Linked DNA regions of Homo sapiens: region 1 is linked to region 2. The links are chromatin loops, found by intact Hi-C in ENCODE. Cell type or tissue: endothelial cell of umbilical vein. All regions are shown on one strand. Each heading gives the region's core, and the rest is flanking DNA. Links, peaks and the distances in the headings are about the cores only. Region 1 overlaps DYM (dymeclin). Region 2 overlaps DYM (dymeclin).

The links. Peaks named below come from ENCODE experiments on the same cell type or tissue, not always from the same donor. Only the 100,000 strongest peaks of a DNase experiment are listed, where the experiment ranks them.
Region 1: a loop joins it to region 2, with 2.9 times the contacts of the local background. A loop is called at or near these places in 7 of 110 quality-filtered maps.

Annotation. Positions count from the first base shown.
Region 1 is chr18:49,411,091-49,422,234 of GRCh38, reverse strand. All of the region lies in intron 2 of DYM (dymeclin), which reads left to right. Among named protein-coding and RNA genes, the nearest start is that of DYM, 44 kb to the left of the region's middle. In endothelial cell of umbilical vein, for the core only: a CTCF peak has its summit at 6,654 (motif pointing right); DNase peaks (open chromatin) are centred at 6,674 and 8,554; H3K27ac peaks cover 1,497 bases.
Region 2 is chr18:49,173,807-49,184,950 of GRCh38, reverse strand. The region is part of intron 14 of DYM (dymeclin); the gene reads left to right. Among named protein-coding and RNA genes, the nearest start is that of MIR4744, 130 kb to the right of the region's middle. In endothelial cell of umbilical vein, for the core only: a CTCF peak has its summit at 5,967 (motif pointing right); a DNase peak (open chromatin) is centred at 7,750.

The sequences.
Region 1 (11,144 bases), core at 1,955-9,954, 240 kb before region 2:
TTTTTCCTTCATTTCAACTTGGTTGAATCTGACAATTATGTGTCTTGGAGTTGCTTTTCTTGAGGAGTATCTTTGTGGTGTTCTCTGTATTTCCTGAATTTGAATGTTGGCCTGCCTTACTAGGTTGGGGAAGTTCTCCTGGATAATATCCTGCAGAGTGTTTTCCAACTTGGTTCCATTCTCCCCGTCACTTTCAGGTACACCAATCAGACATAGATTTGGTCTTTTCACATAGCCCCATATTTCTTGGAGGCTTTGTTCATTTCTTTTTATTCTTTCTTCTCTAAACTTCTCTTCTTGCTTCATTTCATTCATTTGATCTTCAATCACTGATACCCTTTCTTTCAGTTGATTGAATCGGCTACTGAAGCTTGTGCATGTGTCCCGTAGTTCTTGTGCCATGGTTTTCAGCTCCATAAGGTCATTTAAGGGCTTCTCTATGCGGTTTATTCTAGTTAGCCATTCATCTAATCTTTCTTCAAGGTTTTTAGCTTCTTCGCGATGGTTTCGAACATCCTCCTTTAGCTCGGAGAAGTTTGTTATTACCGATCTTCTGAAGCCTTCTTCTCTCCACTCGTCAAAGTCATTCTCCGTCCAGCTTTGTTCTGTTGCTGGCGAGGAGCTGCGTTCCTTTGGAGGAGAAGAGGCACTCTGATTTTTAGAATTTTCAGCTTTTCTGCTCTGGTTTCTTCCCATCTTTGTGGTTTTATCTATCTTTGGTCTTTGATGATAGTGACGTACAGATGGGGTTTGGTGTGGATGTCCTTTCTGTTTGTTAGTTTTCCTTCTAACAGTCAGGACCCTCAGCTGCAGGTCTGTTGGAGTTTGCTGGAGGTCCACTCCAGACGCTGTTTGCCTGGGTATCACCAGTGGAGGCTGCAGAACCGTAAATATTGCAGAACAGCAAATGTTGCTGCCTGATTGTTCCTCTGGAAGCTTCGTCTCAGAGGGGCACCTGGCCGTATGAGGTGTCAGTCGGCCCCTACTGGGAGGTGCCTCCCAGTTAGGCTACTCAGGGGTCAGGGACCCACTTGAGGAGGCAGTCTGTCCATTCTCAGATCTCAAACTCCGTGCTGGGAGAACCACTACTCTCTTCAAAGCTGTCAGACATGGACATTTAAGTCTGCAGAACTTTCTGCTGCCTTTTGTTCAGCTGTGCCCTGCCCCCATTGGTGGAGTCTACAGAGGCAGGCAGTTCTCCTTGAGCTGCGGTTTGGGCTTCCCGGCTGCTTTGTTTAGGTACTCAAGCCTCAGCAATGGCAGGTGCCCCTCCCCCAGCCTCGCTGCCACCTTGTAGTTTGATCTCAGACTGCTGTGCTAGCAGTGAGCAAGGCTCCGTGGGTGTGGGACCCTCCGAGCCAGGCGTGGGATATAATCTCCTGATGTGCCGTTTGCTAAGATTGTTGGAAAAGGGCAGTATTAGGGTGGGAGTGACCTGATTTTCCAGGTGCTGTCTGTCACGGCTTCCCTTGGCTAGGAAAGGGAATTCCTTGCACTTCCCTGGTGAGGTGATGCCTTGCCCTGCTTCGGTTCACGGTCCACAGGCTGCACCCACTGTCCTGCACCCACTGTCTGACAAGCCCCAGTGAGATGAACCAGGTACCTCAGTTGGAAATGCAGAAATCACCCGTCTTCTGTGTTGCTCATGCTGGGAGCTGTAGACTGGAGTTGTTTCTATTCAGCCATCTTGGAACCTCCCCCCAAATTTTAATTTTTAACTTTATTGTATACAATTGGATTGGGCCTTAGAAGTTTACCTTAGTTTAAGCCAGGTGTGGTGGCTCTTGCCTGTAATCCAAACACCTTGGGAGACCGAGGCAGGTGGATCACCTGAATTCAGCAGTTCAAGACCAGCCTGGTCAACGTGGTGAAACCCTATCTCTACTAAAAATACAAAAAATTAGCCAGGCGTGGTGGCGGGCGCCTGTAATCCCAGCTACTCGGGAGGCTGAAGCAGGAGAGTCACTTGAACCCGCGCGGCAGAGCTTGTGGGGAGCTGAGATCGCGCCATTGCACTCCAGCCTGGGCGACAAGAGCAAGACTCCATCTCAAAAAAAAAAAAAAAAAAACGAATTTTAACTTAGTTTATAATTAATCTGATGGCTTGGATTAGATGTATTTTATATTGAAGTGGTTACTTATTCTTGCTTCTGAGATCCTTGGAAAATTAAAGGTGGCTGTGGATTGGTGAGAAAGGTCATACTGGGGATGAGCTATAGCATCAACAACTTTTGAAATCATTTCCTTAATCCTTGCAGAATTATCACTGAGTACTGCTGCTCATGTGATAGTGATACGACTTAGAGGAAAAGAGGGCGAAATGGAGAGCATGATTTATTGTCCAAAATAATTTTTCTTTTCACTTATGTAAATTCTAAAGTAATTTATAAAGCTATTCCAAATTATAGTATATGGTTTTTACATTGAAATATACTAAAGTAGACTTAACTAAATAGAGATATGTACCATGTTTAAGGAATAAGGAGACTATTGTAAAAATGTCACTTCTTTTCAAATTGACCTATAGATTGAAGACAATTTGAATTAAAATTCTGAAAGCCTTGTTTTGGAAGATTGGGGGATCTTGATAAGTTTATTCTGAAATGTGTATGAAAAAGTATAATGAACAAGAATAACTAAAATACTTAAGAATAAGAATAAATGTATGTGTATGTACTTGATTTATGTGGAGCTGGCATTTCAGTGGGGAAAAAGATGAACTTCTTAAAAAATAGTGACGGGAATAATTTGTTAGCCATTTTTGTCGACCTGTGCCAGTGCCTCACAGTTTAAGTTATTATGGCTTTATAGTTTGTTTTGTTAATTATTATTTTTACTCAAATTTTATTTTATTTTATTTTATTTTTTTAATTTTTGAGACAGAGTCTTGCTCTGTCGCCCAGGCTGGAGTGCAGTGGTGCAATCTCAGCTCACTGCGACCTCCGCCTCCCAGGTTCAAGCAATTCCCTGCCTCAGGCTTCCGAGTAGCTGGGATTACAGGTGCCTGCCATCACGCCTGGCTAATTTTTGTAGTTTAGTAGAGGTGGAGTTTCATCATCTTGGCCAGGCTGGTCTTGAACTCCTGACCTCCTGATCCACCTGCCTTGACCTCCCAAAGTGCTGGTATTACAGGCGTGAGCCACTGCGCCTGGCCACCATTCTCTTTTCTTAAATCACCCAGGTGATTTAAGAGAAACGTATAAAGGGATCTTAGAAAGTGAAAAAACTGTAAAGTAAATAAACTGCATTGTAAATCTGTGAGAGTATATTTATAAAGGTTTCTTCCCACCCCCACCGCCACAAGTGAGTTTACATGATAGAGGTTTCATTTGTGGTGTTGCATATACTTTTGGTCTGTCACTTTCTCTTTGGCACTGCCCTGCTCCTCACTGATGGTATTTGATATTTGACCTTGGGACTGAGTAGGCTTTGAGGTAGCAGGTGCCCCCTTGTTGACAGAGTCAGGGGCCAAAATTACCTAGTTCATGAATTATTCAGGGCTAAGATGAATCTCAGTAGAGGAGACTCTGAATCTAGATAATTCTGAGATTGTTCACTCTTGGAATTCGTTAGATACATATGTGCCGTCTTCAAGTAAAGTCCATTTTTGTAGCCAAAAATCGATGTTTGCTGCAATTTTTAGAAATACTAATAAGGCCTTTAGGACGAATCTAATCCTTCCTTACTATTAACTGTTTTTAGCATCAGAGTAATCAGATTTTGTAAGAGTTTCCAGGTGTGGTTCTAAAATCTTTCTTAAATTATTTAATAGTTTTTATTTTTTCACCCTGTTAAAATTAGTTGTGCAGCAAAGATCTGAAACAAAATGAAGAATAATTAAAGACTAAAGGTTAATAATATACACTGTTTTTTTCCTAAATATTTTAAACTACTTATATGACTGATTTTATACATGTTTCTAAACTACATAATAGCAACAAAAATGAAAAACAGACCTGTACTTATTATTTTTTGGTTCATAGGCATCTGAGGCTATGGTGTGTGTGAACATAATCGTGTGTCATGCTTATCATTGAGAACTGCTGGACCAGATGACTTATCTCTGAGTATCAAACTGTTATTCATTTATTTGTTTCTCAGGCTATAATAGTTAGCTGGATATATGATGTCTCTTGTCCTTAAAGGCTTATAATCTTTTTTTTTTTTTTTTTTTCAGACAGAGTTTCACTCTTGTTGCCCAGGCTGGAGTGCAATGGCATGATCTCGGCTCACCACAACCTCTGCCTCCCGGGATTAAGTGATTCTCCTGCCTCAGCCTCCCCAGTAGCTGGGATTACAGGCATGTGCCACCATGCCCGGTTAATTTTGTATTTTTGGTAGAGATGGGGTTTCTCCATGTTGGTCAGGCTGGTCTTGAACTCTCGACCTCAGGTGATTCGCTTGCCTCGGCCTCCCAAAGTGCTGAGATTACACGCCCAGCCAGAGCTTATAATCTTATCTGTAAATCAGCAAACAAGTATGGTGAAATATGATAAAGGGTGTTATAGAAGAATTGCATTTTATGCATATGCAAACAAATATGCACATATATCCCTTCTCTTTTTTTGATAAATAATAGCATGTATATTATACACACTTTTTCACTTTGTGCTTTTTTTCATCAGTTATATCTTGAAGAGCCTTCTATATATTAACTTCCTCACTCTTTTTAATGGGGGGGCATATATACCAAAATTAATTGGATTTACCATTTGGGTTTTACCATTTGGATTGCTTCCAGTGTTTTGTTATTACATATAATGTAGCAGTGAATAGCCTTATACAAGCTGGGAACGGTGGTTCATCCCTGTATTCCCAGCATTTTGAGAGGCTGAGGCAGGAGGATCTTTTGAGACTAAGAGTTTGAGACCAGCCTGGGCAACATGGCGAGACCCCCATCTCTACAAAAAATAAAAAAATTAGCTGAGCTCGGTGGCTTATGCTTGTAGTCCCAACTACTTGGGAGGCTGAGTCAGGAGGATTCCTTGAGCCCAGGAGTTCAAGGTTGTAGTGACTATGGTCAGGCCAATGCTTTCGCCAGCCTGGGCAACAGAACAAGACCCTGTCTCAAACAACACCACCACCAACACCACCGCTACCACCTTATACATATGGGTAGAAGTGACTTCTTGTACTATAAAGGAAACGTGGCCAGATGACTTCTAGTAATGCTTCCAGTTTGTGTTGAGAGGAATGGGAATCAAGTGTAATAGGTTGGGAATGTAGAAATTGCTTCCCAACATAGTTCATGATGCTTCAGGGTAAATTGATAAGGCTGCTTGGGTCTAGAGTGGTCTGGGGCTCTGAAGGGTGTAGGGGCTCTAACTATGAAAGGCTGAACTGGGAAATAAAAATATGTCCACCTGTTACCTATTTTTGGCACACTTGTTAGAAAGCTGAGGATTAGAAGTAGGGTCCCTTGTAGGCTCTTGTTGAGTGGATTTGGAGAAAACATTGTTTCAGAGACATTATTTTTTTAAGTAGGGTGAGTAGGTGGAAAGTGCAGGAAGAAAAACTAGGGCAGGAAAACAAAATCTGAGACATCTGCAGCAATATACCTGTGATGTGCTGAAGGTCTGAATTTCTATTACTGTGTAGGAAATGGAAAGTCCTACATCTCAGTAAGTGTGTGTAACCAGCTAACAGCAGTATAGAGAATAATATCTTTAAAAAGTTCTTTTGTTTTAAATTAACACCTGATTTGAGTGTTAATACTTAATGAGCTTAGAGTTCCAGATTTGAGAGCAGCTCTGAGCAGTATAGCAGCAGCCTGAATACTCTTCTCCAGAGGAATTGTTTTGCTAAAAGGTGCAGTGACTTTGGGTGAAGTGTGAAGAATGGAGACCATGTAGCATGGCAGGGGGAACATGGATTTTGGAGCCAAACTGACCTTGCCTGAGCTCCACAACTGACTAGTTTGTGAATTCAGGAAAGCTGCTTAATCTCACTGAACCTGTTGTTGCTTTTGTAAAATGGAAATAATAACCCCTACCATGTAGATTCATAGGGATGATGAAACACTATCATGCATGTAAAGTGTCTGACTTTGCTCTTCTTTCAAGGAGTAATTACCTATTAGTTTACAAAGACCTAGGACTCTGTCTTGAGAGTTAGTCTAAAATATTTGAGGAATGAAAATAAGCAGCAGAAATTTAACCAATTTTCTGATGACCGCTTTATCTTGATGATTGAAAGTCCTGTGCCTCTTTTGAACTAATTGTTCTGCTGTTTTAAAAATTAAGCCAGACAGTGATTATAGTAATAGTCATCTTTGTGTATAAGCAATCTACCTTTTTTTTTTTTTTTTGAGTCAGAGTTTCGCTCTTGTTGCCCAGGCTGGAGTACAGTGGCACGACCTTGGCTCACTGCAGCCTCTGCCTCCCAGGTTCAAGTGATTCTCCTGCCTCACCCTCCCAAGTAGCTGGGATTACAGGCACATGCCACCATGCCTGGCTAGTTTTATATTTTTAGTAGAGACAGGGTTTCACCATGTTGGTCAGGCTGGTCTCGAACTCCTGGCCTCAAGCAATCCACCCACATCAGCCTCCAAAAGTGCTGGGATTACAGGCATGAGCCACCATGCCCAGCCACACCCTACTTTTTATAAAGGCTACTTTTCAGAAAACTTTACTGTGTTACAGAAATTGTATTATGTGTACTGAGCACTAGATGGTGCTCATATAAGGCAAAAAGGGCAGCTCTTGGCACAGTCACTTAAAACTAATTTTTCTAAGTACCAAAGTAATGCATGTTCATTTTTAATACTTTAAATACAGAAAAGCACCAGGAAGGCAAAAAAAAAAAAAGATAAAAATAATAACAACCAAGAGTAACTTGTTAACATTATGGTGTATATCGTTTTAATTCTCTCTCATTTTTAAAATTTTTTTAATTTTTTTTTTTTTTTTTTTTTGAGAGACCCAGTCTCACTCTGTCTCCCAGACTGTAGTGCAGTGGTGTGATCTCAGCTTACTGCAACCTCCACCTCCTGGGTTCAAGCAATTCTTCTGCCTCAGGCTCCTGAGTAGCTGGGACTACAGGTGTGTGCCATGCTCGGCTAATTTTTGTATTTTTGGTAGAGACAGGGTTTTGCCATGTTGGCCTGGCTGGTCTCAAACTCCTGACTTCAGGTTGAAGCAGGAGAATCGCTTGAGCCCTGGAAACAGAGGTTTCAGTGAGCTGAGGTCATGCCACTGTACTCCAGCCTGGGAGACAGAAAGAAACTCCACATCAAAAAAAAAGGAAGTATTTTTTTGATTAATATACCTAAAAAAATAGTTATGGAATGTCTTCTAGTTGCTAGGGACTGTTTTTAAGGACTAAAAACATGAGTGACAAAGTCCCTGCTCTCATGCAGTTTATATGTTACTAGAGGAGATGAGCGATAAACAAGTGAACAAATAAATATGTTAAGTCATTTCTGGAAGTGTCAAGTGTAAGGAAGAAAAGCGAAGCGGAGTGAGGTGATGGAGAGCAATAGCTTTAGGAGATTTCTTTAGCCAGAGAGTCTCTGGGAAAGCAGCATTTGAGCAGAGACATTATGATGCCAGGGAGTGAGCCATGCATGTTTTGTGGAGAGTATTCCAGGTAGAGGGGCAGCGAGTGTAAAGAGGCTGAAGTGGAAGTAAGTTCTGCTTGTTAGAAGAGCAGCAAAAGGCCCGTGTAGCAGAACAGCCAACACGAAACAAATAACATAAGGACTTGGCTGTGTGAAAGATCTTATAAGTTGTATGGTATTCCAGAGATGAGCCTGTTTCATTATCACTATTTGGGAATTGAGTCTAGTCTGCTATAATTTACTAACTATCCTATAATATGGAAAGATTTTATTCATGTTTTTTTTATTGTGGTAAAATAAACATAAAATTTACCTTTTCAACCATTTTTTAAATTATTGTTTTTTCGTCTGGTCCTCTTGACTCTTGTAACCTTTTCAACCATTTTTAATTGTACAGTTTAAAGTACATTCACAGGGTTGTGCAACCATCCCCACCATCCCTTTCCAGAATATTTTCATCACCTCAGATAGAAATGCTATACCTATTAAACAATAACTTCCCATCCTCTCCCTCCAGTTTCTGGTCACCTCTATTTTTACTTTCTGTCTCTATGAATTTGACTACTCTGGGTATTGTCATATAAGTGGAATCATACAATATTTGTCTTTTTGTGACTGGCTTATTTCATGTAGCATAATGCTTTCTTTCTTTCTTTCTTTCTTTTTTGAGACAGAGTCTCTCTCTGTTGTCCAGGCTGGAGTGCAGTGGCGTGATTTTGGCTCAATGTAACCTCCGCCTCCTGGGTTCAAGTTGTCCTCCCGCCTCAGCCTCCCAAGTAGTTGGGATTACAAGTGTGCACCACCATGCCCGCTAATTTTTGTATTTTTTAGTGGAGACGGGGTTTCACCATGTTGGCCAGGCTAGTCTTGAACTCCTGACCTCAAGTGATCTGCCTGCCTTGGCCTCCCAAAGTGCTGGGATTATAGGCTTGAGCCACTGTGCCTGGCCTAGTATAATGCCTTCAAAGTTCATAATCCATGATGTAATTTCCTTCCTTAAGTCTGACTAATTACCCATTGTAGTTATATACCACATCATATAATGTTTTCTAAACTTCAGTTTGCTGTACTCTTATCCTTTTAAAGGGCTTCCATTTCTCTTTAGCATTGTTAGTTTCCACTTGTCACTTTGACTTTTCTTTCAGGGATTTTTCTTACATGATAAAAAATTTAATTCTACTGAGATAAATGATAAAATAGAATGATAAAATGATATAATGATAATATAATTCTGCTAAAAGGATTCGCTAACGTAAGCATCATTGTTACTTTACCAGTTATTTATTGAGCTCACTGTTTGTCAGATGCTGGACCCATTGCTGTAGACACCTCCATTTTTTTAGTTCTGTTATTGTTATTCAAGTCTATTATTCCCACGTGTGAGAGAACTGAGGCCTAGGAAGGTTGTCTAAAGCCACACAGTGAGTAGCAAGTAAGGACCAGATTTAATTTAAACCAGGTTTATTTGTCTAAGTCCAGAGAGGAATTCCGTTGACCATCATGCCACACTGTCTCCTTGGGAAGCACAGGCTAATCTGAGACCCAGTTTCATGTAAGTACTAAAGAGCTGCAGCATTAAATCGTATGGTAATCTTTGAGAGTAGAACCACCAGATTATATGTTCACATTTTCAAGCATTTTTCAAAGCTGCAGATCATAATCAGAGGAATCTTGAGTGCCATCATTTACAGTGATCACACAAGCTGATGGGTAATCTGTTTAGTATTTTCACCTTGCCTTGAGTAGAGTGTATCTTCTCTCTTTTTAAGCAGAGCTGCCTGAATGATCCTTTGTCAAAGTTTCTTAGTCTGTTTCCTCAGTTGACACACAGGAAGAGAGACTTTTGTTTAATTAGGTCACGTTTTTAACTGACAGAAGCAAGTGATTGTAAAATTACTTTCTTCTTTGAATCTTTGATGCCTGTCTCTGTTTCTATATTTTTAGGCTCTTTGGCACACTTTATGTTCAATTTTATTAGAACTTTTCAAGTTGAAAAATCTGCTCTGTTGTAGAGGTGGGCCTGGGATCGCTGCTAAACCATCTTCTAAATTCTGTTTTAACTTTTTCTTTGTAGGTTTGCTTGGTTGGTGACCAAAATAATGTACTAGGCTGTTTTACTCAGGGAATAAATAATTTGAGACTTTTCTTGGCATCTTATTATATTTTTCAAATTGAGGGACCACAAGAAGTTCAGTTTTTACATCTTGAGTCAAAACCTTTATTTCCCATTCTTTCATTTATACCTTTCTATGCAAAAATCATTTTAGAAGATGCTTAAGTTTTCCCAGGATTAATCAGTCCCTTAAACTAAAAGCTTAAATGGGGGAAATATATCCTTTAAAGCATTAAAGTAAAGGGACATGTAAGTTTTACTGCAGGTGCACCCTTGATTCCTCTTCTTTCTCACTGTGTTGGTTGGAATTTTTTTTTTTTTTTTTTTAAGTCAATGTTTTTCTCTTTCTTGGGAAAATAAACACCGTATTATCTAGCATAGTAGTTGCTGACATTTTGACATTTTAATAGTTATATTTCCTTTCATTTTGGCAGTTGAATGACAGCATATACGATTGTCTGTGAATCACATGAATGTAAACACCTTTTTGGTTCTGCATGGGTGCGTTAAAAATTGCTATAATTTATATGCAGTTTTTGTCCTTTGACTTTTTCCTATTAATAGGTCCTCTTAAAACATTAACCTTCCCACAGTTTAACCACTGAATTGGCTGATTCTTGTTAGTTTTGTGAATGATTTCTGTAATTCTCTTTGCTAAGGTAAGGGGGAAAATGTCTTCAGAAGTGCTTCTGTCCTTTCCTGAATCGTTACTTGTTGATTTTTTCAGGTTATATCTTTGACTAACATTATATATTTATCAGAATTTGTATGTTGTTGGCTGAAATTGACATCATTAATATAAAATGTCAGTTTTGAAAGAATTTTATGGCGGAACTTTCAGCTGAAGGGACTAAGGATTTTCAGTGTTTATGTTATGAAACTTACAGTTTGATTGTTCAGCAAACCTGTGTTCAGAGGTCTGTTATAACTTCTCCCCCAACAATTTTTTTGCCTATCTGCTTTTCTTAAAAATATTTGAGCTATTAATTTCTCACTTTTCATTATTGAGATTCATATATGAGAACGGTGTGCCTAAAAGTAAAATAAAACCAGTCTAAATTACAGAAAACTGTGAAGTAGGGAATACTTAATTTAAAATTTTAGCTTCCCGACCACACTATAGTTTATGATTTCATAGCAGTTACAAGAAAGTCGTCTATCATCTTACCATTTTCCTTATTAGATTTAAAATTTTGTTTTCTTCCAATTCTTTATAATTCACATAATTTTTGCATGATTGGAATTATAATGTAGATATACTTTTTATAATAATTTATGTGTGACACAACTTCTTTTAGGAATATATAGAAATTCCAACTAGTTGCTGGAGTGTTTCTAGGTTGATATTATGTGGGTTTGCCTTAAGAGTATCTCATTTAATATTATTCATATTGAAAGAGTATTAATCTGGAAGTTAAATATGTTTATTCTTATACCGTGACATTGGACAAGTTACTCTGCTTCTCTATTTCT
Region 2 (11,144 bases), core at 2,159-10,158:
TCATTCCTTCTGTAGCTTTATTTTATAATGTCATAAATGATGGTTATTTTAGAAGCCCTGTAATAGTTCTTCTTACCTCTGAGATATATGCGGTGGTCCCCCATTATCCTCGTTTTGTTTTCTGGGGTTTCAGTTACCCACAATCAAATGTAGTCTAAAAATATTAAATGGAAAGTTTCAGAAATAGAAAATTCGTAAGTTTTTAATTGTGCACTGTGCTGCATAGTGTAATTAAATTTTGCCGTGTCCCACCTGGAATGCGAATCATCCCTTTGTGTAGTGTATCCCTGTTGTATATGCGACCTGCCCATTAGTCACTTAACAGCCATTACTTAGCAGCCATCTCAGTTATCAGATCAAAAAACCATAGTATATATTGGGTTTGCTACTATCCATGGTTTTGGGAATCCACTGGGGGTCTTAGAATGTATCCCCCGTGGATAAGGGGGGAATACTGTATTGCTGCAGTATCTCTGAACTCTGACTCTGTGATGGAATAAGGGTTTGCACTTCTCTACTACCTCAGTAACCCAGTCCTTAGGGAATTGAGCTTTCTTTTATAATTAGTTTGCTTGTAAGAGAACTTATGGAATGTCTAATCTTAGTTGGGAGTGAGTTGTGGCCTTGGCTAAGGATGAAGTGACAATACTCTTTCAAGCATAGCCCTCTGGAGAAAAGGCCACTTCCCTTCCCCCGCCAAAAAAAAAAAAATTTTGTTTTTTGTTTTTTTGTTTTTCCCAACAGAAGAGTTTTTACTACTGGAGACCCAAGAGCCCTAACTTGCTTTTTAGTGGGAAGAGAGGAACTGCCTCATCTTAAACACATCCCTATGTATATTAGTCAGCTCAGGCTCATAACAAAATACCATAGACTGAGTGGCTTAAACAACAGAAGTTTATTTTCTCACTGTTGTAGAAACTGGAAGTCCAAGATCAAAGTGCCAGTAGGGTGGGGTCTAGTGGGGTCTGGTGAGGGCCCTCCCCTTGGGCTGCAGATGGCTGCCTTCTCACTGCGTGTTCACAAGGCCTCTTCTTAGTACGTGCACAGAGAGAGAGATCTGTGGTGTCTCTTTGTATGGAGACACTAATCCTTTTGGGTCAGAGCCTCACCCTTATGACCTCATTAACCTTAATTATTTCCTTATTCCAAATACAGCGATACTAGAGGTTAGGGCTTCAACATAGGAAATTTGGGGGAGACACATACATTCAGTCCCTAACACTGTGCATCCCAAATTATTTCTGAGTTCAGTTCAATTAAATAAACATTTTTTGAGACCCTGTTAAATGTACAGGCACTACGCTAGGCATCAAAGAGGCAGAAGTGAACTATCCCAGGCTCAAGAACTTAATATTTAGTGAAATAAAATGTATATAATTAACTTGAAAATGTGGTAAATATTTTTCTAAGCTACATTTTGAAGGGTGAATCGAAAATTGCCAGGCAGGTTTGTATAGGGGAGGGAAGTGAGTGTAGGCCAAGCAGTTAACGGAGGAACAGAATGGAGTGTGCAGGAATGATGAGCGGACTGATGTGGAGTGAAGTAAAGAGTGATGGGCACAAATTTAGAAGTGCAGGACTGCCTTGTGGTGTTTGTCCTTCCTGATGGTGCCACAACGTTTTCTGGAAAAGTAGCAAGTACCTAATATGTTGATTTTCACAATGAAGGATAAGTTTTAAAAGACTATCAATGACTGGCATTTACAATCTACAATAAGAGACTAGTTGTGCAAATAAAATACAGTGATACAAATCACTTAATTAGTGGGATTAGGTGAATAAAATTTCCCCTCAAATACGTAGTGTTGTATTTAAAAAATCACAGTGAAATTTAAAATACTGTGGTTATCAGAGATGGAAAAAAAATGTGCAATCACCACTTCAAGTAAGGAAAAACATTACATTAAAAATCTTTGGTTTTCTCCAGTGTTCCTTAAGTTTCTACGTAAAATATCTAAAACTGTGGGGTTTTCTTCACACAGATGTTCAAAAATCACTATTCACTTCCAACCAAGATAGAGTAACAGAGACTGGATTTACCCTTCTGCCTGAAACAACAACCAAAACAGACACAGTATATAGAACAGGGACTTTGGAGACACTGGGCATCAGGCAACAAAAGAAACAAATCCCTGAGAGATGTTAGCAATTGAGGGGAGCCCTGTGAGTATTGAGAGTTCCCAGACCACTGTTCAGAATTATAGCTAATAAGCCAACAAATAGAATCATAAAAATACTCAACCCAAAAGAAGGCAGAAAAATGGAAAAAGGGGAAAAAAAGAATCAATAGGACAAATGGAAAACTATAGCAAAAGGATAGATATAAATGCAACCATATCACTAACACCAGCAAAAGAAAGCAGGAGGGACTTATCAGGCAAAGTGACTTCAGAGAGGAAACATCACCAGAATAAAGAAAATTATTTCATAACAATGAAGGAATCAGTGTATCAAGAGGACTATTATAATCCTAAATGTGTACTTTATAACATACACATTTGAAGCAAAAACTAATAAAATTGCAAGGAGAAACAAATTACAGTTATAGTTGGAGCTTTCAATATATCTTTGTTATTAACTAATAGAAAAAGTAGACAGAAAATGAGTAAGAGTGTGGAAGACTTAATGCTATCAAACAACTTCACCTCGTTGACATTTATAGAACACTCCAACCAATAACAGCTCCAGCCAAAACATTTGCATAGGAACATTTGCCAACAAAGACCATATTCTATGCCATCAAACAAGTCTCAGTAAGATTCAGGTTATAAGATTCAAGTCATGGAAAGTTTGTTTTCTGACAACAATGGAATTATAATAGATATCAATAATGGATAACTTTCTGGAAAATCCCCATATATTTGGAAATTAAATAACATACTTCTAAATAATCCATGAATCAAAGAAGAAACCAAAAGCGATTTTTAAACTAAGTGAAAATGAAAATGGAACATATCAAATGTTGTGGGATGGCTGCCACTAAAGCAGTATTTTAAGGGGAAGGTATAGCCTGAAATGCCTATATTGGAAAGAAAGAAAGATCTCAAATCAGTGACTTCAGCTTTCACCTTAAGAAACTAGAAAAAGAACAACAAATTAAGCCCAAAATAAAATAAAAATAATAAAAAGCAGGAATCACTGATATAGAAAACAAATGCAGTAGATAAAATTAAAACCAAAAGCTCATTCCTTGAGAAGATCAACAAAAATGATAAACCTTTGGCCAAGATTGTATGTGGAGTAATTTTGGGCTGTATCTTGAACATATGATGGTTACACAGATTAGGTATCCCTAATCTAAAAATCCAAAATGCTCCAAAATTCAGAACGTTTTGAGCACCGACATAATACTCAAAGGAAACATTCACTGGAGCATTTTGGATTTCAAATTTTTGGATTTGGTATGTTCACCTGGTAAGTATCATGCCAATATTCCAAAATTTGCAGGAATTCAAAATTAAAAACACTTCTGGTTCCAAGCATTTCAGATGAAGGAAATTCAACCTGTATTGTGGGGACTCTGGACAATTCTATTATAAACCAGCTGGTTTGTGTCTCGTAAAACAGAATAACATGTTCTCTTTACTGGGGGATCAAGGATTAAATTAAAATGCATTTATGTAAAAATTAAAGATTTTTTCATTGGCATATAAATATAGTTCTGAGTGATCTCAAAATCATGCTGTTCCACGGAAACATTCATTTTGCTTTGGGTTTCTCTCATAAATCATCTTAACTTTTATCCTTGACTTTTTCTTACCAGAGCACATCTCTTTTGTTTAAAATACCCATCTAACTCCAACACGACCTTGACTCTAGATGGTTTGCTGCATTTCATGACGTGGTATTTCCAGTGATTCTCCAAATCAGAAACTGCATACTAACGGCCTGCAGCCTGGACTCAGGCTAGAGAGGTGCTGTGTTTGGTTTGCACAGTTTTTTTTGTTTGTTTGGTTTTGGTTTTTTGAAGTTAGAATTTGTTGCTAACATATAACAAGTTGGAATAGCTGGCAATGCAGAGCCCACAGTCCTCCATGCCAGAAATCAATTGGAACTGAATGGTGACTTTTTCCATAGGTTCTCTCTTAAGGGTTTTTACATTAATTCCCTCAATTTAACCATCACAGCAACTCTTAACTGCCACCATCATTATCACCAAGTATAAGGAAACTGAGTCTCAGAAAAATTAAGTGTCAGAAATCCCATGAGCTATTAAATGGAGGAGTGGGTGTTTAAATACAAATGTGTCTGAATTAGCCTATATTCCTTTCTGCATAACATCAAAAATGAGGTTATTTTATCTTTCAGTTGAAAAATCATTGGTATCCATAAATATTATATGATGCTAGCTGTAGTGCCCCAGGTATCAAGTTTATCATGTTAAATTGTGCAAGGTTAAAATTTACAATCATTTATCAATTTTCTTTAAGTTCCTTAATGTGGAGTTTACCATAGGCTACTTTCTCATTTCTAGAATATTGACATTTGTTGCCTGTACTGTCCATATAGGTTACTGATAAATAATTGAGAAAGGTGTTCACTTTAACATTGTTTTCCTATTTAAATTCTTTATTTAATATGATTCCCATTTATGAAAATAACAACTAATCACTACCAGAGAACGAGGATGGGCACTGACATCTATAGTTTTCTGGTTTCAAAAGGAACACAGAAATTAAACTTCATTTTGAATAAAAGCTGTCCATGATTTAGATAATAATTTATATCTCTTATCAAGAAAAAAGTCTTCCTTACAAAGATAGACTTGTATATTCTAGCTTAATAAATATTTACTTTTTGACTGAACAGATTAGATTCTTTAATCTGGGACTGTTTGTTTCTATCTAACTAGCATTGTTATCAGACTAGAGTTAGGTTTTTCCATACAACAGATCACTTGACAAATAATTAAATACATCTATTATACAAAAGTAAACTGGAATTAAATACTAACATTTATAGTCTAGGTCATGTAATTTCCTCTACCAAAAGTAAGGAAAATATTAACCCTCTCCACTTTAGTATAAACTTTAAAGAAGTTCAACAGATTCATGCTTTGAATAAAGTATCTTTTGCTTTCTTTTTTTGCCTTAAGTGGAAATGATGGTGCTGGTAGTAAGAGATTATTTTACTGTTGCTATCTCTGCTGATTAAGAATGAACAAAATATCAAAGCATTTACATACAGAGGAAGCAGTAGATACTTCGTGTTAAACAGACCTTGGGCAATTTACTTTCCCTCAGCTCCCTTCTCTGTAAAATAGGGATAGTAATATCTACCTTATGTTGACAATGATTTCTCTAAAGACCCAATCCTGTATTTGTTGTGTAATAGATACTCTATAGATGGTAACTATAAGCCTATTCATCGTTGTTGTCATCATCATCATCATCATCACAACAAAATAACTTTATGGTTTTGACAGACCTGAAGATATATTGTGTGGTAACTATATATTCCAAGTCAAAAGTTGTGACATGGTTTGTAAGCAAATGGTAGAATCACATTAGGTGACATTTTAAGTACTCAGTATATCAAGAAACTTTACAGTAGGTGTCTTAAATTGGACACTGTTCAAACAAATTAGAAATGGAGACACTCTTTAAGCCTAATAGATCTTTACTGAATATTGGTCAAATCTCCTTATCAGTTGTAATTACAGTACAGTGAAAAGTCTGTGTAACCCAAAGCTACTGAGCTTCAGATTTTAAATAACTCATAGCAAAATAAAGTTCAGTAATAGTCTCATACATGAAGGCAGTGAGATCATTATGGAATGGAAAGAGCACTGGATTGGGAGTCAAAAGACCAGAGTTGTTCTGGCTCTCAGAAAGCTTTGTGACTGTGGTCTAGTTGTCACCTCTCTTGTTTTTCATCAACACTCAAAGAAGGGAGCTGGATTACATTGTGAAGATCCCAAATATAATGTATCAATGCCCTTCAGTGTGCTGTAATGGGAATTAACTGTAGCTTTTGAGCCAGCAGAGGGAGCACGAAGCATGAATTTATGTCTGGGTTTTAGGAAAATGGGGGCGTGGTGGGGGGGTTACATGGTTAAACATTAATTACAGTTCTTAAAATAGATTATTTCCTATCAGGTTATACCCAACTTGATTTGATCTATAATATTATCTGGAGATGGTGGCATTCTTAAAACTACTGATAGAATTCTACCTCTGTAATTATCGGTAGTTATAATAAAGGACTATATTCCAAAAGTACATTTAATCCATGGTTATTTCTGAGGATTACTATCGTTTATTTTCTCTATTGTTAGTGTATTTTTATTAGAAAGAATTATAATTTTATCATTTTGGAAATATTCTGTTGATATTGAAATAACTGGGCTATTTGAAACCATAAGAATCTTTAAGTGATACATCATTTATCTAGCATTCTTGGGAATTGTGCAGTTCCACATATTTTCCAAATAACAAAAGTATGTTTCACTAAAGCGCCACCTTAAAAATGTTAGAAAGTATTTGGGATAGAGATCTTGCTATTGCAGACTTTTAGGAGTTTGAAGTAAAGACCTTACACACATTTGAATCTTTTTCTCATTGCTGCAGGGTTGTTGATTTGAGCATGTACTGATGTACTAAACCATAGTGGAATTCTGAGTTTGCTCCTTCTTTGATGTTGAGGCCCATTTTTCTCTTTTTGGTCACACTACTCTTAGATTTTTCCCATTTCCACATATTCCCATTCTGGTTTTCCTTTCTTCTTTGTTGCTTTTATTATTTAGAAGCTTTCACTGAGGAAGCCAGTAACTGAGCTTTCTGAGAACTGTGTTAAATTAAGATTCTAATTTAAGGCCTAAGGAGTTAAATCCATGGCTTTCCTATAGGCATTGATAACAACTTCATTCATGGAAATTGTTCTCTCTTTGTGGTTTCGGTTTATGTATTAAGAGGTTGGAAAGGGAGCTACTTCTTTATTCAGGATGAGTCACAGTAGAGATGGGTTTCTTATGAAGTTACTGTAAATATATGATTGGTTTTGTGGTTTTTCTAAAAAGTAGTTTTAGAACTTTAACTCAAAGAATATCTTATCCACCAGTCAGTAGATAGTTTATTTAAAAGGAAAATGAGGGATCATTAACCCACTGAAACCATTGGTATATACAGGAGGCATTGTGGAAGTGTTAAAAGAAGAAAAGAGGAATGGACATCTGTGCCCTTGAACTTGTATTCACATAAGAAATGAGACAAACCTACAAACAAAAGATAAAGGAAGACATGGGAAAAATGTGTAGGACAAGTATAAATTAATAATTAGGTACACAAAGATCAAAAGGAAGTTGAAATAAATGGATAAAGTTTTTACAGACATAAGATTTTTTTATAGTGATGAAGCTAATAGGTGTTGAAAAAAGGCATTTACCAGTAAAGACCTATAATTCCAGTTAAGGCTTCCTGTTCCTATGGCCATCCCAAAGACTAATTATATTCACTAAATTAAGATTAAGGGCTAAGCAAAAAAGAAATTTCAAAGTTCCAGTTGAGATTCTCAAATTAAGGGTCCAACACCTGGGAAATATTTTGGCTATCAATTGTGTTATAACGTAGTTATAGGTACTCTGCAGCATTTCCCCAAAGTTAGCAGTATCATGTTTCCTGTGACTATCTTTGTAAAATCTGACATATAGTAAACATGCTTTATTTGGTAGGTTTCCCCTGAGAGGAAATTTCTTTACACTTAGGAAGTGCCTTATGACCTGTGATAATAATAACTTCTACCCTGCCATCCTGGCTCCTCTTGCACTCACTGTGAGGTCATTCCACTTTCCAAATGAATTTTCTCTTTCAATGTTATTTCGATCCCAATTATTCCCATAAATTAGTGACACTGTGCCATAGGATTTTTAAAAAACTGGACAGATTTGCTATTTCCTTGGTGTGCAATTTTCTCAAGAGACTAAGAAAGGGTCACCGAAAAAGACAACCAAACTTCTTTCAAGTCAGAAAATCTCTTTCTTTACAGAACATAATTTTCTAATAGAGAAAATACCATAAAACTTCTAATAAGATCGATATCTTTAGAATTGCATACTAATTATAAAAAATTAGACTTTCATCGTAGTTTAGTTTATAAAGGATATATACATTTTTAAAATCCATTGTCCATGAAATATGTATAAAAGGAGTAAAGTGCTTTTTAGATAAATTACCAATTTTTAATTTTGTAATTTTTGCTAAATAACATTTCTGACCAAATCTAGTCAAAATTGGAAAGAAGCCAAGCACAGTGGCTCACACCTATAATCCCAGCACTTTGGGAGGCTGAAGTGGGAGGATCATTTGAGGCCAGAAGTTCAAGACCAGTGCGGGCAACAAGGCAAGACCTCATCTCTGCAAAAAAAAAAAAAAAAAAAAAGCCAGGCTTGGTGACACGTGCCTGTTGTCCCAGCTATTCAGGAGGCTGAAGCTGGAGAATCACTTGGGTCCAGAAGCTTGAGGCTGTCATGAGCTATGATTGCACCACTGTACTCTAGCCTGGTCAACAGAATGAGACCCTGTTTCTTAAAAAAAAAATTGAAAAAAAATGTGCTTATGTTAAAAACACAAATGAAATTTGCATGAATGTTTTTGTGGAAAATGAAAATAATTGTCTTTAAGCTAATGTTAGATTCTCTTATTTCAGTCTCTTATAAATTTGGTAGTATAGTTACCAGAGTGTATATTGACAGATTGTGTATTTTACCTATTATTTTCAACATATTTTATCAGTAATAATTTTTGTAACATCATTTTTTAAGTTGTTAGCCATCTTTCAGTTTTCTTTCTATGTCTTCCACATTTTGACTTTAGTTACCTTAGCTAGGGGAAATTCAATTCCTGAGTTTCAGCATTTTTTTAAAGAAACATTGTTTAGTCCAATACTTTGCCATGTTGTATGACTAGTTATTATTGGGTTTACATATAATTTTTGATTATGCAGTCATACCATGAAGGTCATACTGAATGTTGTACTATAATTTTGAGTTCTTGCTAAGATACATTATGTGTTTTTAGGATTCTAGGATTGGCTTCTCCAGTTACAATGCAGGGTGTGCCCTTTTGGTGGGAACCTCTTTCACTAAATATCACACATATATTTCTTTGTCTTTTGCTTTTACTATATATAGAGTTTTTGAAGAAGATGAGTTATTGTGTTTTCTTTATAGTGTTGAAATATGGAGCAGTAGGTTCTACTAGAACATGTGTGGTGCTTAGTGTACTGATGGACACATCTGTTGTCCATGCATTATGCTGTGTACTGCTAGTCACAAGACATTTGCATTTTAACAAGCATTACTTGACAGTCAGCAAGCTGGTGGTGCTGAGTTTTGTTATTTTGTTCTCCACCTTTTATTCCATAAAATCAACATCATTTTAGCTCTTGTCCTGGATGGAAATGAATTTTAAGCTAGTTATTATAAACCTAAAATAATGTTTATGGTTAGTAAGGCAATTAAATGTGAATGAACGGGCAGTTTACCCTGCCCTAACCTTGCTTCTTTGTATAAATGTCAGTGTTCTTAGTAAAGATTGTTACGTAATTAGTCTTTCCTTCATTTTAACTTTTGGTCCTTAAAGATAAGATTTTTAAACTAAAATCAACTAAGACTGCTTGTTTCTGATTTTGTAAGGCAAGAATACCGACGTCATTGCAGTTTCTTTTATTGGAGTAAGAACGATAGAAAAGAAGATAAATCATCAATTAGTAGTAAGCATATTTTAGACCATGTTGTGCGCAGAACACTGTCCAAGGATCTACAATCAAGGCCTTAAATGAACTTGGCATTTGGAAAAATACATGTTTACAGTACAAATATGCATTACACTTGTGTGTAGCAGTTTAAGAGCAACTATGAAGCCGCATATTGAAGCAAACAAATAATTAAGATGACATAATTTGATAGAGAAAAAAAGCTTGGGAAGTTACTATTTCTATTATAATCTGCAAGTAAAAAGAGACAAGTTTCATAACATGAATTTGTTCTGTCTTCGTCGGCTTTGATGTTTTTTTCTGTTATGGTGTATTAATCCTCACATGTTTTCCGTATTTGTTAGAACCATCGTTATCTGTCCCTTTCTTCTTCAGCCTTTTCCCTCAGTTCTCGCTCTCTCTCTGTCTCAGCTTAAGTTCACTTCATTCTCTCTTCTTGCACATGGGTTTTCTCTGTGAAGCTAAGCGTGACCATAGCCAACTCCGGGATTACGTCTTTACAATCTTCTAACCAGAGAGAAAAAGCAGCTTTCTCACCCTTTCTAGTTAGTAAAATCCTAGGGAATATTTCCAGCTGGCTCAACTAGAGCTTATATTCATTGACCAATCTTTGTGACTCAGGGAATGAGCCTGTGTCATAATCTCACTTTTTTCAGGAAAGTAGTTTCTGTTTCTGAAAGTAGGGGGTGAGAGTGAATCATATTGGACAAGAAAAATAGCCATCATAATTAATAAATCTCCATATAAGAGATAATGAAGTAGTGTAATGAGTCCATGGTCTAGACTCGGATTACCAGGCTGTGAATTCTAGCTCTTCCATTTATGAATAGTATAGTCCTTGGCAAGTTAATTTACTTCTGTATGTCATCACTTATAATGTGATGTTAATAATAATACTGTCTTCATTAAGGAGCTGTATATTTAGTTAACAAATGTAAAAGGTTAGAGAGATGTGTGGCATAGAGCACATTCTCAGTAAGTGCTAGCTGCCATCATTCTTATCTACATCATCATCATAGAAAAAGATACCATTGGGACCCATCCTAGGAATTGTAAGTCTGGTTTAACATGCCATAATCAATCAGTACCATCCACTATTTTATTAGACTTAAAAAGAAAACTATATGATCATCTCAGTAGGTACAGAAAAAGCATTTGACAAAATTCAATGGCCATTTATGAAAAGAAATGAAACCAGCTTTCACATAACAAGGAATAGAGGGAATTTCTTCAACCTGACAAAGAGCATCAATGAAAACCTTACAGCTAAAATCATACTTAGTGAAAAATGATACTTTTCCCCTAAGATCAGGAAAATGGCAAGAATATGTACTCTGACCTTTATTCAGTATTGTACTATAGGTCCTAGCCAGTGCCATAAGTCAAGAAACAGAAATTTTTAATATCCAGATTAGAAAAGAAGATTTAGAACT